Regions from separate parts of the Homo sapiens genome. Here all the other regions are linked to region 1. Evidence: read pairs that join two places in POLR2A ChIA-PET (ENCODE). Cell type or tissue: Caco-2. All regions are shown on one strand. Links, peaks and the distances in the headings refer to the core of each region. The heading gives the core; the rest is flanking DNA.

Region 1 (5,645 bases), core at 440-5,439:
GAAAACTCAAGTCTAGGGGCTTCTGGGACACTTCCAGGACATGTCTCCATATGAGATGATTCCACACAGGGGGCAGGCCCCACACAAAGGGACCTATTAACTTACAGAAATACATAATCACTGCTGAAGACAGGGCAAACCAACACACAGAAAATGCACAGAAAAATTACTCTGGTATCGTCAACCCCCAAAAGTACAGGTTAGGACAGAGGCTCTATTAGTAACAAAATCATGCTTGATCTTAAAGATACGCTGCTGTCCCTTTACCTCTGAGCCCCCTAAGACAATATTCATAACTTAGAGCTCAAGTCCCCCAAAAAATGGTTTTATTTTTGTTTCTAACTTTTATGTTCAGGGGTACACAAGCAGGTTATATAGGTAAACTGTGTCACAGGGATTTGGTGTACAGGTAATTTTGTCACCTGGATAATAAGCATAGTACCCGACAGGCATTTTTTCTGATCTTCTCCCTCCTCCCTCCTCCCACTCTCCACCCTCAAGTTGTTCCCCTTCCTGTATCCATGTGTTCTTGTTATTCAGGTCCGGCTTAGAAGTGAGAATATATGGTATTTGGTTTTTTTGTTCCTACGTTAGTTTGCTAAGGATAGTGGCCTCCAACTCTATCCATGTTCCTGTAAAGGACATGATCTTGTTCTTTTTTATGGCTGCATAGTATTCCATGGTGTTTATGTATCACATTTTCTTTATCCAGTCTACTGCTGATGGGCATTTAGGTTGATTCCATATCTTTGCTATTGTGAATAGTGCTGCAATGAACATATGCATGCATGGGTCTTTATGATAGAACAAATATTCCTTTGGGTATATACCCAGTAATGGGATTGCTGGGTCGAACGTTAGTTCTCAATTCTTTGAGGAATTGCCACACTGTTTTCTACAATGGCCGAACTAATTTACACTCCCACTAGCAGTGTAGAAGCGTTTCCTTTTCTCTGCAACCATGCCGACATCTATTATTCTTTGATTTTTTAATAATGGCCATTCTGACTGGTGTGAGATAGTATCTCACTGTGGTTTTGATTTGCATTTCTCTAATGGTTCATGATGTTGAGCATTTTTCATATGCTTGTTGGCTGCATGTATGTCTTCTTTTGAAAAGTATTTGTTCATGTCCTTTGCCCACTTTTTAATGAGGTTGTTTGGAAAAACAGTTTTCAATGAGCACAACCTGACTGGCTGCAGAAACATCAGACACTTCTTCCCTCTAATTTCCCATTCCTCTTTAGTCCAGCTATCTGAAAGGCAGACACTCTGTATTTATCCTCTGTCCTCCTCCCTCCTAGTTCTGCTTTTCATAGTAACTATCTCTGTATAACAGTTGATGATATATTTTATATAAAATTATCATAAGTATGTGTCTCTTATATCTTTGTACCAAGAACTTAAACCACTCACACAGACCTTCAACTAGATGAAAATCAGCTTTGTTACCTTTATATATATAATTACCACCCATCCTGACAAAAACAACCTTGTCTGCAAAACTACATTCCAACAGCAAGCACATCAAATGCTCACATACCTGAATTCACTGCATCCGTTCTACTCTCCCACATGAATAACATTATTCTCATCTAACATATGAGGTTAGAGAGGCTAAGGCAGGCTAGGTACCTTGTTATAGTAATAAATGGTGGAAGAGCTGTGATTCTCATCCCTCCCCAGCTCCACTGCTGGTCCTTATCTTACTACATGGTGCTGACTCTCTGAAGTGCCAACATATTGATACCACAGCCTAAAGAATGCGTAATACTCCACTGAAAAATTTAACCATTTGTCCATCACATACAAAATCGTGAGCCCCAGATGGCCCCTTAGTCCATTTGGTCAAAGCTGCTTTACTCAGAAACAAACCAAACATGTCTATAGAAAAGGCAAATAGGAAGAGAAACAGGCTGTTTACACAGCATATAAATAAATGATCTGCGGGGTTCATCACAGCAGAAGAGAGCCCACAGGTAATTAGGCAGGTAGCATGGTTGGATGAACACGGAACACAGTCGCTGGCACATCTCGAAGGCGAGGGAGGATGGTGTGACTCCAAACCAGGTAGCGCATTCGCTCGGACGACTTGGAATTCTCAGCCAAGCAGGAGTGAGAAGACGCGAAAGATTAAAGGATGGAACATTAGAACCTGGGAGAAAAAGGGCTGAAATTATTTAGCCTGGAGAAGTGAGGTCTGCAGGGTCTCAAAGGAATAATTATTATCTAGGGCAACGTTACCAGGAAATCCCCTCTTCTAAGAATGGGACAAGAACACCAACACAGGAATTTACATTAAATTAATTAGGGTGCAGCACTCATTTACTTGCCCAAGTAAGTGAAAACTTACTCTGGGAGAGGGCAGGGCACGGACACATTGATTTAATTTAATTTAGTTTGTGTAGCATATAGTCCATGTAAGATGATAAAGCAGCAAAATAAACGCTGGTACCTTTGCCATAATAATTTTAAGGCTGTGCTAGAAAAACGGGGAAGGAGTGACAGATAACAAGAACTGCCCCTCTTGTCTGAAGATTCTGAGTCATCACTGACCTGGGGAAATGAATGACTGTGATGACTGTTTGGTCAGAAGTGAGGCAGCAGGGTATGACTTCTCAGGACCCCTGTAAGTCCACAGAAAGTCCCTAACAGGTCATCTTACTTTTTAAAAGTCACATTTCTGCTGGTGTTAATTTTTCCCTGGCTGTTTACTGGTATTCCAGCCTATAAAGCCCTCGCTACAAATGTTCTGTAGTTTTGGCAAGAACAAGAGTCAAATGGCGCTAACTGCATGTGGCCACAGACACGGGGCGGGGCGTTCACTAACGCTAGTCCTGATTTTGCCACCTCACAGTCATCAATTTCCATCACTCTGTCCTCTAGGTTCATGGGTGATGGCAGAACATGAACACACTGTCTGCAGGCCCACAGACCTCACCCATGCTGAAGGTACCTCCTCCCTAAGAACCTCCGCCTACTAGGCTGAGCCGCAGCAGAACAGCACAGCTCTTCAAAGCTCCCAGATTCACGTTGTGTTTGAACAGCTGCTGTCTGCTAGGGAAAAACTCAATTGTAAGTTTGCGGTCTTAATCTCTTTCTCAAATCCCATAAAACGACTATTTTTAGAACTGATGGCTAGAACTGTGAAGCAGATGACATTCAAATCTTAATTTGCATAGGGAGGTTCACATATTTTACACGTCTAAATCTGAGGCAAAAGTGCAAGAAACTGAGCTGCATTTCAGGGAGTGTGGGTCTGGTGGAACAGGGAGAACCACTGCTCAGCTGGAAAGGACAAACTCTAGGCCACAGTGCTGGAGGCGAGTGGCCCATGGAGGGGCAGGCTTCTCCTCTGGCTTCTCCCCCTCAATGCTGAGGCTGAGCCCCGGAAAGGAAAAGATGCGGGCCAGCCCTGCCTCACCTCCCACCAGGGAGTGTGGCAATCAAGGCCTGGTGCCCGTTCCTTACTCTGCCACCTCTCCTCCTGCTAGTACACAAGACATGCCATGCGTCCAGCCAATCATTTTTTTATCTACTGAGCTGTTAGTCATTAGATAAATATTTGCTAAATGTATACAAATGGACAGATCCATGCTAGTTATAAGGGGACTGACAATGAATCAAATACATTCTCTGCCCTTGTAGAGCTTACATCCTGGCGTGGCAGGGAGAGAATAAATACAGGTGAAGTATCCTTAATCTGAAAATCTGAAACCCAAAATGCTCCAAAATCTGACTTTTGGAGTGCCAACAAGATGCTCAAAGGAAATATTCATTGGAGTATTTCGAATTTTCAGATTTGGGATGCTCACCTGATACAATGCAAATATTCTGAAATTAAAAAGAAATCTGAAATCCACAACAATTCTGGTCCTAAGCATTTCAGATAAGGAGTACTCAACCTGTATCTCAGTATCTGTGACAGGAACTACCTGATAACGTGAGGTAGTGAAATTCCGTGAAGTAAAAAACAGTGTTGAGCGAGAGCCAGAGCAACAGCAAGGGGGTCTTTTTGAAGAGAGGGAGCAGGGAGGCTGCCCTGGAGGTGGTTTGAGCAGAGGCCTGGCTGAGAGGAGAAATCTATTTAATTGGAATTGAAAGCTTCCTCACTATATTACTATTTTTGTATATAGCAGTGAGTTGGATAGAGTCTTCTGAAAATGTAGGAGGAACAAAAACCAACTATACTGGTCCTGGACAGGGAAAACCAGGCAGTGCCAGCACAGGGTTTCTGGATGACTGAGGGAGGCCTTGGGCTGAGGACTGGCTACCCGGCCACCGAGGAGGCAGATTCCTGGGACAGTCGGAGGCTCTCCAGCCTCCCTCTCCACCCTTTGTTTGTTCTTTCTGTAGCTCTCCCTAAGAAGGATGGGGGATCTGTCTTGAAGAAAATGCACCTAGTAGGATGAAATGTTTTATGTCTGTACAAACATGTGCAAAATAGTTCACTTTAAAACAGAAGAAGGGCAAGGTGCAATGGCTCATGCCTATAATCCCAGCACTTTGGGAGGCTGAGGCAGGAAGATTGCTTGAGGCAAGGAATTCAAGACCAGCTTGGGCAACATAGCAAGACCCTGTCTCTACAAAACAAATTTTCAAAATTAGCTGGGTGTGGTGGTGCACACCTGTAGTCCTAGCTACTTGGGAGGCTGAGGCAGGAGGATCGTTTGAGCCCAGGAGGTTGAGGCTACAGTGAGCTATGATCATGCCACTGCACTCCAGCCTGGGAGACAGTGAGACTCTGTTTATAACAAATTTTTAAAAGGCCAGGCATGTTATGGCTCACTCCTGTAATCCCAGCACTTTGGGAGGCTGAAGCAGGAGAATCAGTGAGGTCAGGAGTTTGAGACCAGCCTGACCAACATGGTGAAACGCTGTCTCTACTAAAAATACAAGAAAATTAGCCGGGCGTGGTGGCACATGCCTGTAGTCCCAGCTACTCGGGAGGCTGAGGCAGGAGAATCACTTGAACCCGGGAGGCAGAGGTTGCAGTGAGCTGAGATCGCGCCATTGCACACCAGCCTAAGCAACGAGAGCAAAACTCTGTCTAAAAACAAACAAACAAAAACAGACCAAGTTGGTGATCGGTCACCGTCAAACTACGTTGGTTGGAGCCACAGACAATTTTGAATACAAAGTTATAATGATTTGGCCACCAACTAAATTGTAGTAATAAAAGCTAGTTCAGCGTTCGGTCAACCAAATTTTAGTTTTAAAAGAACACAACCATCCTTGTATTTTGTAAGCAGACAAGACCCATGAAGGACTTTCTCATCTACTTACAAGAAAAAATGGGAAAAGCACAACAGGGGCAACTTCAGCAGAACAGGCAGAGTTAATCCTAAGTGAAAGAATGCAAGTCTATTTTTGCTATAGGATTCGCCTCCAAGAGTACAGAAGTCCACAATCACACATGCAATCTCTTATTTGATTTTTAAATTCCCATACCCATCTTTTTCCACCTTCTCTTCTCTTAATTTTTTACCCAGTATCACATCAACAACTGAACCTTACAGAATATAGGGTGACCTCTCCACTGGCCTTCAATGCCAGAAGACCATAAAACAAAACAAAAACCTGGGCCTAAATTATTGAAGCCTACAAACTTCAGTCAGTAGTGCTAACTCTGAAAACCTGTTATA
Region 2 (5,645 bases), core at 421-5,420, 88 kb after region 1:
CAAACTGTTAATGGTTGATTCTTTGGATACTAGAGAAGTTATATCATTTTATATACTTTTTTATCCTTTGACTTTCTCACTGTGCACATAAATGACTTACGTAATTTAAATTTTTTTTTTTTTTTTGAGACGGAGTCTCACTCTGTCGTCCAGGCTGGAGTGCAGTGGTGCAATCTCAGCTCACTGCAACCTCCGCCTCCTGGCAGGAGAATCACTTGAACCCACACCCGGCTAACTTTTATATTTTTAGTAGAGATAGGGTTTCACCATGTTAGCCAGGCTGGTCTTGAACTCCTGACCTCAGGTGATCCACCCGCCATCAAATAAAACTACCTAGCATAACTGCTGGCTCATATGACATAAATTTGATTAACCAGGCTTTACTTTACAATAGATATTCTAACCTCAAACCAAAGGGTCTCTCTGCAAATGATGTCTGGGAGGAATGACTGGGCCAAGTCCACAATGAGAACACAGGAGCTGTGTCAAAAGCCCTCTTTGCCAGCTCAAAGGAAAAAGGCACACCACATGATTCATATGCCCTTTCACAGCATTTTGCAATAAATTAATTAAAACCTTAGAAAAAAATTGTACAAAATCCTGAAATCCACTTCTATTGATCTCCACATCAAAATACAAATTTTAAACGTATATGATTAAAAAAAAAGTATGCTGTCTCACTTTTGTCTCAGGGAAAAGTTGCCTTTTATGAATTCTTGTTTGTTTGTTTGTTTTGAGAGAGAGAGAGAAAGTCTTACTCTGTCACCCAGGATGTGGAGTGCAGTGATGCAATCTCGGCTCACTGCAACATCCACCTCCCAGGCTCAAGCAGTCCTACCACTTCAGCCTCCCAAGTAGCTGGGAACATAAGGTGCATACCACCATGCCTGGCTAATTTTTGTATTTTTTGTAGAGAAGGGGTTTCACCCATGTTTCCCAGGGTGGTCTCAAACTCCTGAGCTTAAGCAATCCATCTGCCTCAGCCTCCCAAAGTGCTGGGATTACAGGCATGAGCCACCATACCTGGTGCCTTTTATAAATTTTGTGATAAAATTAAATCCTTTGCCTATCAAGATACTTTAAGCAAAAACATATACCTGGCAAAATTATGAAACTGTTGTTTATTCTGGTTTGTAGTTCCACTATAAATCAGTACACCACATCACATTGAGTTGGGACAGTCATTTTCAAAACTCAGACAAGGAATCAGAGAGAAATGAAACCTCGACAGACTAACAACAGTAAATCACTGTGTCCACCATGGCAGCTACCCGTGGTGGGAGGTGCCACCTCTGCTGTCACCACAGAGTGCTTCTGCAGAACCCAGGGACACACTGGGATCCACTCTGGTCTGTGTCATATCCTTCTTTTGTGAGATTTCAATTATGCCACTAATTGGCCATAATTTAAGGTTAACTTACTTTGATGTCTTCAAAAAGTTATATTTTTAAACAGTAAGTTTATTTTTCAAGTGATTTGTTAAACAATAATATAACTATACCTGTGCAGGATACCTATGATGCAGGCATTTTTTTTTTTTTTTCCATTAGAAAATGAGCAGATTATTAGGCCGGGCACGGTGGCTCACGCCTGTAATCCCAGCACTTTGGGAGGCCAAAGCAGGTGGATCACGAGGTCAGGAGATCAAGACCATCCTGGCTAACACGGTGAAACCCCATCTCTACTAAAACTACAAAAAATTAGCCGGGCGTTGTGATGGGCGCCTCTAGTCTCAGCTACTCAGGAAGCTGAGGCAGGAGAATGGTGTGAACCCGGGAGGTGGAGCTTGCAGTGTGTTGAGATCACCCCACTGCACTCCAGCCTGGGCGACAGAGTGAGACTCCGTCTCAAAAAAAAAAAAAAAAAAAAAAAAAGAAAAACGAGCAGATTATTTTTCTTTAAACAATGTATGTAAGTTCAATTTTATTACCAATCTTCTATAGAAACAAAATTACATGGTTAATTATTTGCTAGTTAAGCATAGAAATTACTTTCTTGTGCTATATGAATTAGAGCCTGGCAATCTGCTAAAATAAAAATAAAATAGAAAAAGATGAGATTACTCTGGCTAAACCATTTTAGATACTTGAATCTCTTAAAGCACACTTCTCTCTCAGTAACTATGTTAATATGTACTAAATAAGACAGTAGAACTGATTAGCTGTTCTACTGTCTTATTTGCAATTAGAATTCACTTGTTGGAGAAGTCTGAGTTACACTTACTTTCACAAATATGAATTTAGCTATGAAAACTAAGTTAAATTTGCAAAGACTCATTGAAGGCAAGTCACTAAAAAGGTTTCACTTGAATTAAGAGAGGAAATGTAAAAAATTAGAGATAATAATCTTAAGAGGCAGTGCACACTACTTAGCTTCCATTTCCAGGTGGCTTTAGAGTCTTGCTCATCAGAAACAGTTGTAACCATTTAAATTGTACACAAAAACTTGACACAGCTGAATTGCATAATGTGAATTAGCTTTAAGTTAAGAAAAAAAAGAAGCCACAATGTATGTGTGTGTGCACGCACATGCAAAAAAAGACAACCTGAAATCCCATGAGAACCTTTAGTAAAATATTGGCAGTGTCATGTTTTACAGCAAGTAGAACATGCCTTGGATGATGGAAAACACACCATGGTATCCATGAAGTCAGCATAAGAAAAAACTATTTACTGATCAGGCTGCTACTTAAATTATGCTTTAAGTTAAAGTAAAACGTATAAGGTGTTTATGCATTATTTTAAAATGATTTCCTATTATAATCAATTTTTCTTCCTTTTTTTTAGATTAATCAGCCACTGTACAGTCCCAATTTCCTCAAATTAGGACATTTATTACAGCATGTTGTGTTGCAGAACGTCATGAAATTTTAAGATAGATATACGGGACTGACAGATCGTCATCTAATACTTAAGGCCTCTACCAGTTTGGATGTTCCTGACCAGCAGGGGTCTCAAGTTTAGATCTGCACTTTGACATTAATACAAGAAGCTTGTATTGAGAGCTTTAATTGACAGATCTATAAAAACAGCCATCACACTTACAGTGCTGCTGTGGTCCCTGGGCCACAGCTTCTCTTTTCTGAGGACTGGGGAGCAGCACTGTGGGCCCACACACTTACCCACTCTCTCAACTGCATGGTATGCAGTTTCCCCCCCAATTTTATCATCTATTTTTATGTTTTTTCATTTTTACTACTTTATCCTAATTTTTCTCACCTGTTCATTTCTGTCAATCGCTTTGACAGAAATAAACAGAAAATATACTAATTCTCTGACAATTTTCAAAGTTCTAGAAACAGCTAACACTGTGTACTAGATAGACATTCTAACAACTTCCCAGGCATGAATTCATTCAGTTCTCACAATTACCTTATGAGATAGAAGCTATTATTGTCCCCATTTTACAAATAGAGAAAACAGAGAGGTTTAGTAACTTAGCTAAAGTTGTTCAGCTAGCAAGTGGTAAAGTCATATTTCTAATCCAGGCAGTCTGTTTTATGCCTCTGTACTTAAACACTATGGTATACTGCCTTTCTAGTTAAGGAAAATCTGATCTGAATTCTGTGACTATATTAAATTACAGTCAAGGAATTAAAGAGTCTTTCTTACATATAACAGTTACAATTATAACATTATTTTGTAAAAAAAATAGATATATAGTAAGGAGTAAAAAGAAAATTTATTACATTGCCTCTATTAGCACCTTATGCAAGTTTTATTCTTTGAAACAGGGCTACAGTATATATCTATTAGTACTCTATAAATTTCATTTTGTCACCATGAAAGACTGGATGTCCTCCAAATTATTTTAAATTAATATGGCTTTACTTGTTAAATTTTGAGTAATGACCCCTTTATTAAGGTTTCAGTACTGAAATTTCAAATTTATTATTCTAATTCAGAAACCAACCTTACCTGAAATTTGTAATAAAACATATAATTAATAGGAGTCTGATCTGAGAGTTATGAATAGGTTTAAATAAAAAAAATTTAGGGTGAGTATCTCAGCTAGCCAATTGCAGTCTTTAAAATCAAGATATTATATGATGTGGCAAGGCATAGTGGCTCACACTTGTAATCATAGCACTTTGGGAGGCTGAGGTATGAGGATCACTTGAGTCCAAGAGTTCAAGATCAGCCTGAGCAACAAAGTGAGACCCTGTCTCTACAAAAAATTTAAAAATTATCTGGGTGTGGTGGTGCACACTTGTAGTCCCAGTTATTCAGGAGGCGGATGCAGGAGGATTGCTTGAGCTTAGGAGTTCAAGGCCGCAGTGCACTATGATCACACTACTGTGCTCCAGCCTGGGTGACAAAGTGAGACTTTTTCTCAAAAAAAAAAAAAAAAAAAAGATATTCCACATTTGTAGACTTTTCCTGACATAAGCTGAGCTGCATGTCATCATATCTGATGGCAAGACTATTTTGGAGAAGAGAGGGTAAAAGTTATAAGGAACTTAAAAAAAAAAAACCCAGGAAACTTACATACCACACACTGTAATAAATTATATGTATATAAAACATGTATATTTGTATATATTGTACATGTATAATTATATTTTATATATAATATGTATATAATTATATGTGTACATATGTACATACTGCATATAATACTGGTTGAATCCTCACAACCCCTTGACACAGATAGTATCACCACTTCACCGAAGAATCTGAGGTTCAAAGAGTAGCCTGACAAAGGTGACGCATTTATTCGCCTGAAAGCCAGGATGTGCAGCCAGAGTCTGCTGACTCCAGAGCTCTTTCTGCCACAAAATGCTGCTTATTGGGACCAAAATGCTTCTCTGTGGACTATCATCTATGGTACAACCTAACTAAAGGGCACCACGCTGGATGCCCTGACTGCAGAGAAATTATACATAATAGTAGCCAGATGTAAAAGAAAGTCAGCAAGATGAGTCTTTGAATGTTTTACTTGTAATAAACTGTTATCATAAGCTCCTGATATTTTGATATTTTTATCAAGATGGTACTTTCGGTGAGTGTGGAGGGAGAAAGCCAATAGGTGACCATGCACTCTTTCTATTTTTCTTGGTAATTACTGAATGGTATACTCAGTAACGGGAACCTACATTCACGGCATCAACACACTGACGTGGGCGAGGATAACTTCTTTCCAGATAAAAGCATCAGGTCATTTGCCTTAGTCGACTAACTCTTAACTTAATTAAAAGCCCGACTTTGGGATTGGGAGATAGAATCTGACATTTCTTTGGAACTTCTAAAGCTACCTCTGGGAAGTTTTCCAAGCAGATCATTTGATTTTGCAGTCACTTTGTGTTACAGCCAATCCAGATATTTATGAGATAAGCCCTTCACACTATCCTCTGAACCAACAATCTCCTTGTCCCACAAGTCCCTGAATATCTTGCTCCTAGAGTCTTTCAGCTGTTACCAGCAAGGGCGAGTTCAGGTCTGAGGCCTCTGACTAACACGGAGTCACTCCTCATGCCTAGTTGGGGTTATAATGTCACCTCAAACCCAATTTAGACAGCTGGCTAATCACCTGTCAAACAAATTCAAATACTTGGCCTCAGGAAAGGATCAACCACTGCCAACTAATAAAAAGATACAAAAATAAATGCTGGCTGGGCATGGTGGCTCACGCCTGTAATCCTAGCA
Region 3 (5,645 bases), core at 159-5,158, 97 kb before region 1:
TGATTTCCTCATTTGCAAAATGACAGTTACTAAGCCAATAGTCCCTAAGGTACTCCTAACTCTAAAATAGTAATAACCTTATCACATAAAATAATCAGGAGCAGAGTACTTGTGATAATTTTATGTGTCAACATGACTGGGCCACAGGGTGCTGAGACATTTGGTTAAACATTATTCTATTGTGTCTGTGGGTCGTTTCTGGATGAGATTAACATGTGAATCGGTAGACTGAGTCAAGCAGATTGCTCTCTCCAATGTGGGTGGACCTCATCCAATCCATTGAATAAAACAAATTGGCTGAGTAAGGGGGAATTTGCTCTGTGTCCAGCTGGGACACTGGTCTCCTGCTTTCAGACTCGGACCTGGACTCAGCTGGAAATTTACTCCATCAGCTCTCCTAGTTCTCATGCCTTTGGGCTTGGACTGGAACTACACCATGGGCTCTCCTGGCCTCTTACTTGCTGACTGCAGACCTTTGGACTTCTCAGCTTCCATAATCATGTACCAATTCCTTATAATAGACAGACAGGCAGGACAGACAGACAGACAGGATAGACAGGCAGGCAGGCAGGCAGATAGGTAGATATTTCGTATTGATTCTGTTTCTCTGGACAACTCTGACTAATAGAGTACTGTATGGAAAGAAAGAAGGGGATGTAGAAATCCTGAACATCACTTGTATCTCAGCCTTGGTGCACACTTTACATTTCTCATTTCTGCAAGAATGGAGAGGGTTTGATATAATCATGGACGTTTGAGACAGAAGAGTGGCTTAAAATAACAGAAGGTGGCTGAGGTCCCACTGAGACTGGAGACCATGAGAATATTAATGCCTCCCCTACCAATCTTAAAGGATAGCAGTGAAAATCAAGTAAGATCATGGATATATCTTGTGCTGTAATTAATGTAATTTTTATTTCTTGATGACTTAACGGGAAAGAAAAGAAGTTGGCTACAGCTGCTATTATCACCATCACCATCAGATAAACAGCACTCTCCCCCAGCTTCCTCGTCCATTTACCAACCCAGTTTTGGGTAAGAAACTAACCTTTTGAGGCACAAATTGCCTCTGGGACAGGTTAAGCCTAACTGCCATTCACACTTTAGTATTAAGTCAATCAATTAAATAATATCTACCAGAAATCACCCTTATGGAAAAAGATATTTTATTTAAGAGGGAAACAAAGCAATGGAGGAACAGATTCTCTCCAAACAAGTCAGGCTCCTGGTTGCCTGCCCTCTGCACGGGGCTGAAGACACCTGGGTCTCTGGGAACCTTGTGAAAACCACTTGGCTTCTCAGGTTCTCCATCCATGAGAAAGGGGATTGGCCTAGATGATCCCACTGCTCCTACAGCCACCCCGCCCCATGCTCACAGCCATCAGCCCCCCACTCTCCTCCCCTCCCCATCAGCTGCATCAGAGCTCTTCCATGGCCTGTCTCCCCAACCAGGCAGCATGTTCTGGACACACCAGCGCCCAGCTGGGTCTCGTGCACAGCAGATTAGAAACGTTTGCTTGGCCAATGAAGGCATGTGGTCAAGGCTGCCCCTGGCTGCTGCACAGGGCATGGCCAGGGTCACTCGGGGCTACTTACTGCACACCTCCCCCACAAGAGACAGAGCAGCTAGAAGCGCAGGGCTGGGACCCCATCCACCCTGTGGACACTTCTCCCTCCACGCTGGGGCCCTTAGCAGTGGAAGATAGGGGCACAGCTGGGCTGACCGAAAGCAATACGCCAGGGCCACCGCGCATGGCAAAAGATTCAATGAGTAAAAACCGAACCTTACCTCTGATCCCAACGAAGATGGTCAGGCCAAAGCAGATGAAGAAGACGACAAACACGAGGACAAAGTGGCGCTTGGAGAGCGTGTAGAGCCGCATGGGCGCCAGCCTGGGGGCAGAAGCCAGCAGTGAGGGACGGTCAGGGGAAGGCCCGGAGGTCACAGGAAAGCGGCCCTGCAGCAACACCCCTCCCCACACGACACTGCCCACCTCCCCTCCCAGTCCCTCACTTCTGAAGTGGGCCTGCACTGCCACCAGGTAACCTCCTGACAAAACAGCCTCAGCAGCCAATTCAGGAGCTGCGCGTTCCTGCACGTTCCGGGTTAGAGGGTCCGTGGACACACCAGCCACCGCGGTCTGCACGCAGCACACCAACCCCACACTCGAGGAGAATGCACTAGGGGGGCTCCTAGGCCCCCCAGGGGTCACTGCCACAGAGGCAGTGGCCAGATCCCACTACTCATCTCATGCACACACATACATACACACACGCACACACACTGGCACACCCACAAGCACACGGCCTATGGGGGTGACACTGCCAGGCCCCACTCGAAGCTCCAGGTACTGCCAGCACCACACTCCTCCCTCTGCCATTCCCACAAGCCCACAACCTCACAACCTCACAACCCACAAGCCCACAAGCCCACTCCTCCCTCTGCCATTCCCACAAGCCCACATCCCAAGTCCTCCACAACTTCAGGTTCCCCTTGTGCCACCCAACACGGACGCTGCCTTGCCGTGCAGGTTTCTGTGATTTACACAGACAGGGAAACTCACTCGCCCTCCCAGGTGTCTGCCCAGTCACAGGAAAACTCTAGGAGGCAGGGATCATTTCTTTTAGAACATCCTGTATCAAGGGCCAGCAAACAAAAGAAAACTCTGTAAAGGCCCAGGTAGTACATGTGAGGCTTTGGGAACACCGGTCTCTGTCGCAAGGCACAGCTCTACTTCTCTGAGCAGCACAGGACGCACGAGCATGGCTGTGTCCCAGTCAAACCATCGACAAAAGGGGTGTGGCCGGCCCCCGCCCTGTGCCCTGAGGAGGAGACCCACAGACCAGAGGGACGTGCGGCGCTGTCTGTTTTGCTCTCTCTTCTGTGTTCTCTGTTGTCCTCGCATGTTCTGGTCTTGGGAGCCAGACCAGCGGGAAGGAGACCGAGCACCTCACCTCAGGGACAGGCAGCCGCACGTCCACCCAGGGAGATGGACATAGTATGCTCAGCCTGGCCCTGCAGGAAGGTTACTGGCTTCACGGTCCAAAGCTCACACGGGCCTGCGTGCCCACATCCCCGCAGCACACGCCTGAGAGACTGCAGTTGCAGAGCAGGAAGTCACTGCCAGGCCCGTCCCAGGGCCAGGGTGAGGCCGTGAGTCAACACCTCTGCGACGTAGCTCTGATAAGGCCAGGCCCGCTGCCCCCAGCAGGGCCTGCATGGCCACCTGGGCAGTGAGCACACAGACCAGGGTCACTGGGTGAAGAAATAAAGAATAGGTGGCTCCACAGCTGCCCCGGGACTCAGTGCAAACACTCACCCACAAACATGAGACAAGAGAGCTGGGGAAGGAGGTGGCCTGGCCCCAACTCAGCTCTGGGGCCTGACAGATCCTCAGAGGCCCAGGAGCCATAGGAATGACCTCAGGGAGCAAACTCAACACCTTCAATTCACAGGTGGGGAAAGTGAGGTCTGGAGAGAGTGCATGTGCCCAAGATGCTGCAGCCCTGCCCTCTGCACCTGCACTGCACAGAGGTTGCTCTGGGACGGCGCTGCAGGCTCCAACCTACACCAACTCCTCTGGGCAAGCCCTGCAAAGTGTGAAGGCTGGCCCAGGAAGAAGTGTCTCCTCTGACCTTCCGCAGTTAACCCAGGTGTCAAGTCTATTCCTTAGTTTAAGCATGGTGTGTTTAATACGTTATTAACACTGCAGATGGCCGGGCGCGGTGGCTCATGCCTATAATCCCAGCACTTTGGGAGGCCAAGGCGGGCGGATCACGAGGTCAGGAGATTGAGACCATCCTGGCCAACACGATGAAACCCCGTCTCTACTAAAAATACAAAAATTAGCAGCCAGGCGTGGTGGCTCAGGCCTGTAATCTCAGCACTTTGGGAGGCCAAGGCGGGCAGATCACAAGGCCAAGGCGGGCAGATCACGCCTATAATCCCAGCACTTTGGGAGGCCAAGGTGGGCGGATCACAAGGTCAGGAGATCGAGACCATCCTGCTAACACGGTGAAACCCCGTCTTTACTAAAAAACACAAAAAATTAGCCGGGCGCGGTGGCGGGTGCCTGCAGTCCCAGCTACTTGGGAGGCTGAGGCGGGAGAATGGCACGAACCCGGGAGGCGGAGCTTGCAGTGAGCCAAGATGGCACCACTGCACTTCAGCCTGGGCAACAGAACGAGACTCCATCTCAAAAAAATTAATTAATTAATTAATTTTTTAAAAAATTAGCTGGGTGTGGTGGCACATGCCTGTAATCTCAGCTGTTCAGGAGGCTGAAGCAGGAGAATCGCTTGAACCAGGGAGTTGGAGGTTGCAGTGAGCCGAGATCACACCACTGCACTCCAGCCAGGTGACAGAGCGAGACTCCATCTCAAAAAAAAAAACCAACCTAACAAACAAACAAAATACTGCAGAATGGAAGATTCCTACAGCTGCTCAGGGCCTTTTCAGTTAAAAAAAAAATGACACAAAGCTAAATGGACTAGATGGTGGGGAAATGCAAATAAAGCCTTTAGTTCAGTTAACAGTACTGCACCAAGGTCAACGTCTTCATTTTGATAAATGCGCCAGGTTATGTGAAGTGCCCCCCTGAGGGGAAGCCACAGGGCTTGCCCAGAGGAGTTGGTGTAGGTTGGAGCCTGCAGCGCTGTCTCAGAGCTACCTCTGCAGAGTGTGGGTGCAGAGGGCAGGGCTGCAGCATCTTGGGCACGTATACTGACTCCAGACCTGTTTCCCCACCTGTGAATTGAAGAAGAGTGTACGGGGCCGGGCGCAGTGGCTCATGCCTGTAATCCCAGCACTTTGGGAGGCCAAGGCGGGCGGATCACGAGGTCAGGAGATCGAGACCATCCTGGCTGACACGGTGAAACCCTGTCTCTACTGAAACTACAAAAAAAAAAAAAAATTAGCCAGGCTTTGTGGCGGGCACCTGTAGTCCCAGCTACTCGGGAGGCCGAGGCAGGAGAACGGTGTGAACCCGGGAGGCAGAGCTTGCATTGAGCTGAGATTGCACCACTGCACCCCAGCCTGGGCGACAGAGCAAGACTCCATCTCAAAAAAAAAAAAAAAAAGTGTACGGAAACACTCTGCTATCTCTGGCCCTCTGCTGTAAAGCTCAAGTAGCTTTTAAACAATGACACTGCTATTTCTGAGTTCCTCCACTACAACGTTCTCGGAGGTCCCGTCCCCCGGGGCAGCCACAGTCCCAAGACTATGGAGCTCCGAGAACTACCCAAGCAGAGGCTAAAAGCACAAGAGAAATTACTTGGAAGCAGAGAAAACCAGAATAACTATATTTTAAATCTTGATTTCAAAAACACATTATTGACCCCCTACTAGCACAGTTATTTAGCAAATGAGAAGGAACGTTGCAAAAAGAGGCCTTAAGAAAGGGCATGAGAGGCTGGGTGCGGTGGCTCACGCCTGCAATCCCAGAAAGGGCATGGGAGGCCGAGGCAGGCAGATCACCTGAGGTCAGGAATTCGGGACCAGCCTTGGCCAACATGGTGAAACCCCATCTCTACAAAAATACAAAACTTAGCCAGGTGTGATGGCACATGCCTATAATCCCAGCTACTTGGGAGGCTGAAGCAGGAGAATCGCTTGAACCCGGGAGGTGGAGGTTGCAGTGAGCCTA

Evidence for each region. Peaks named below come from ENCODE experiments on the same cell type or tissue, not always from the same donor. Only the 100,000 strongest peaks of a DNase experiment are listed, where the experiment ranks them.
Region 2: POLR2A ChIA-PET joins it to region 1 with 6 read pairs; 4 of 35 experiments call an interaction of 5 or more read pairs at or near these places.
Region 3: POLR2A ChIA-PET joins it to region 1 with 7 read pairs; 2 of 35 experiments call an interaction of 5 or more read pairs at or near these places.

What each region holds. Positions count from the first base shown.
Region 1 is chr6:158,472,944-158,478,588 of GRCh38, reverse strand. The region is part of intron 6 of TULP4 (TUB like protein 4); the gene reads right to left. Among named protein-coding and RNA genes, the nearest start is that of TMEM181, 84 kb to the left of the region's middle. RefSeq lists enhancers at 2,660-2,739, 2,760-2,839, 3,160-3,209, 3,257-3,829. In Caco-2, for the core only: no CTCF peak of the experiment used is centred there; DNase peaks (open chromatin) are centred at 2,978 and 3,288.
Region 2 is chr6:158,384,552-158,390,196 of GRCh38, reverse strand. All of the region lies in intron 1 of TULP4 (TUB like protein 4), which reads right to left. Among named protein-coding and RNA genes, the nearest start is that of SNORA116, 64 kb to the right of the region's middle. In Caco-2, for the core only: a CTCF peak has its summit at 2,939 (motif pointing right); no DNase peak of the experiment used is centred there.
Region 3 is chr6:158,569,668-158,575,312 of GRCh38, reverse strand. It overlaps TMEM181 (transmembrane protein 181), which reads right to left. Exons shown (of 17, transcript NM_001376852.1): 2 at 1,790-1,893. Among named protein-coding and RNA genes, the nearest start is that of TMEM181, 12 kb to the right of the region's middle. In Caco-2, for the core only: no CTCF peak of the experiment used is centred there; a DNase peak (open chromatin) is centred at 3,132.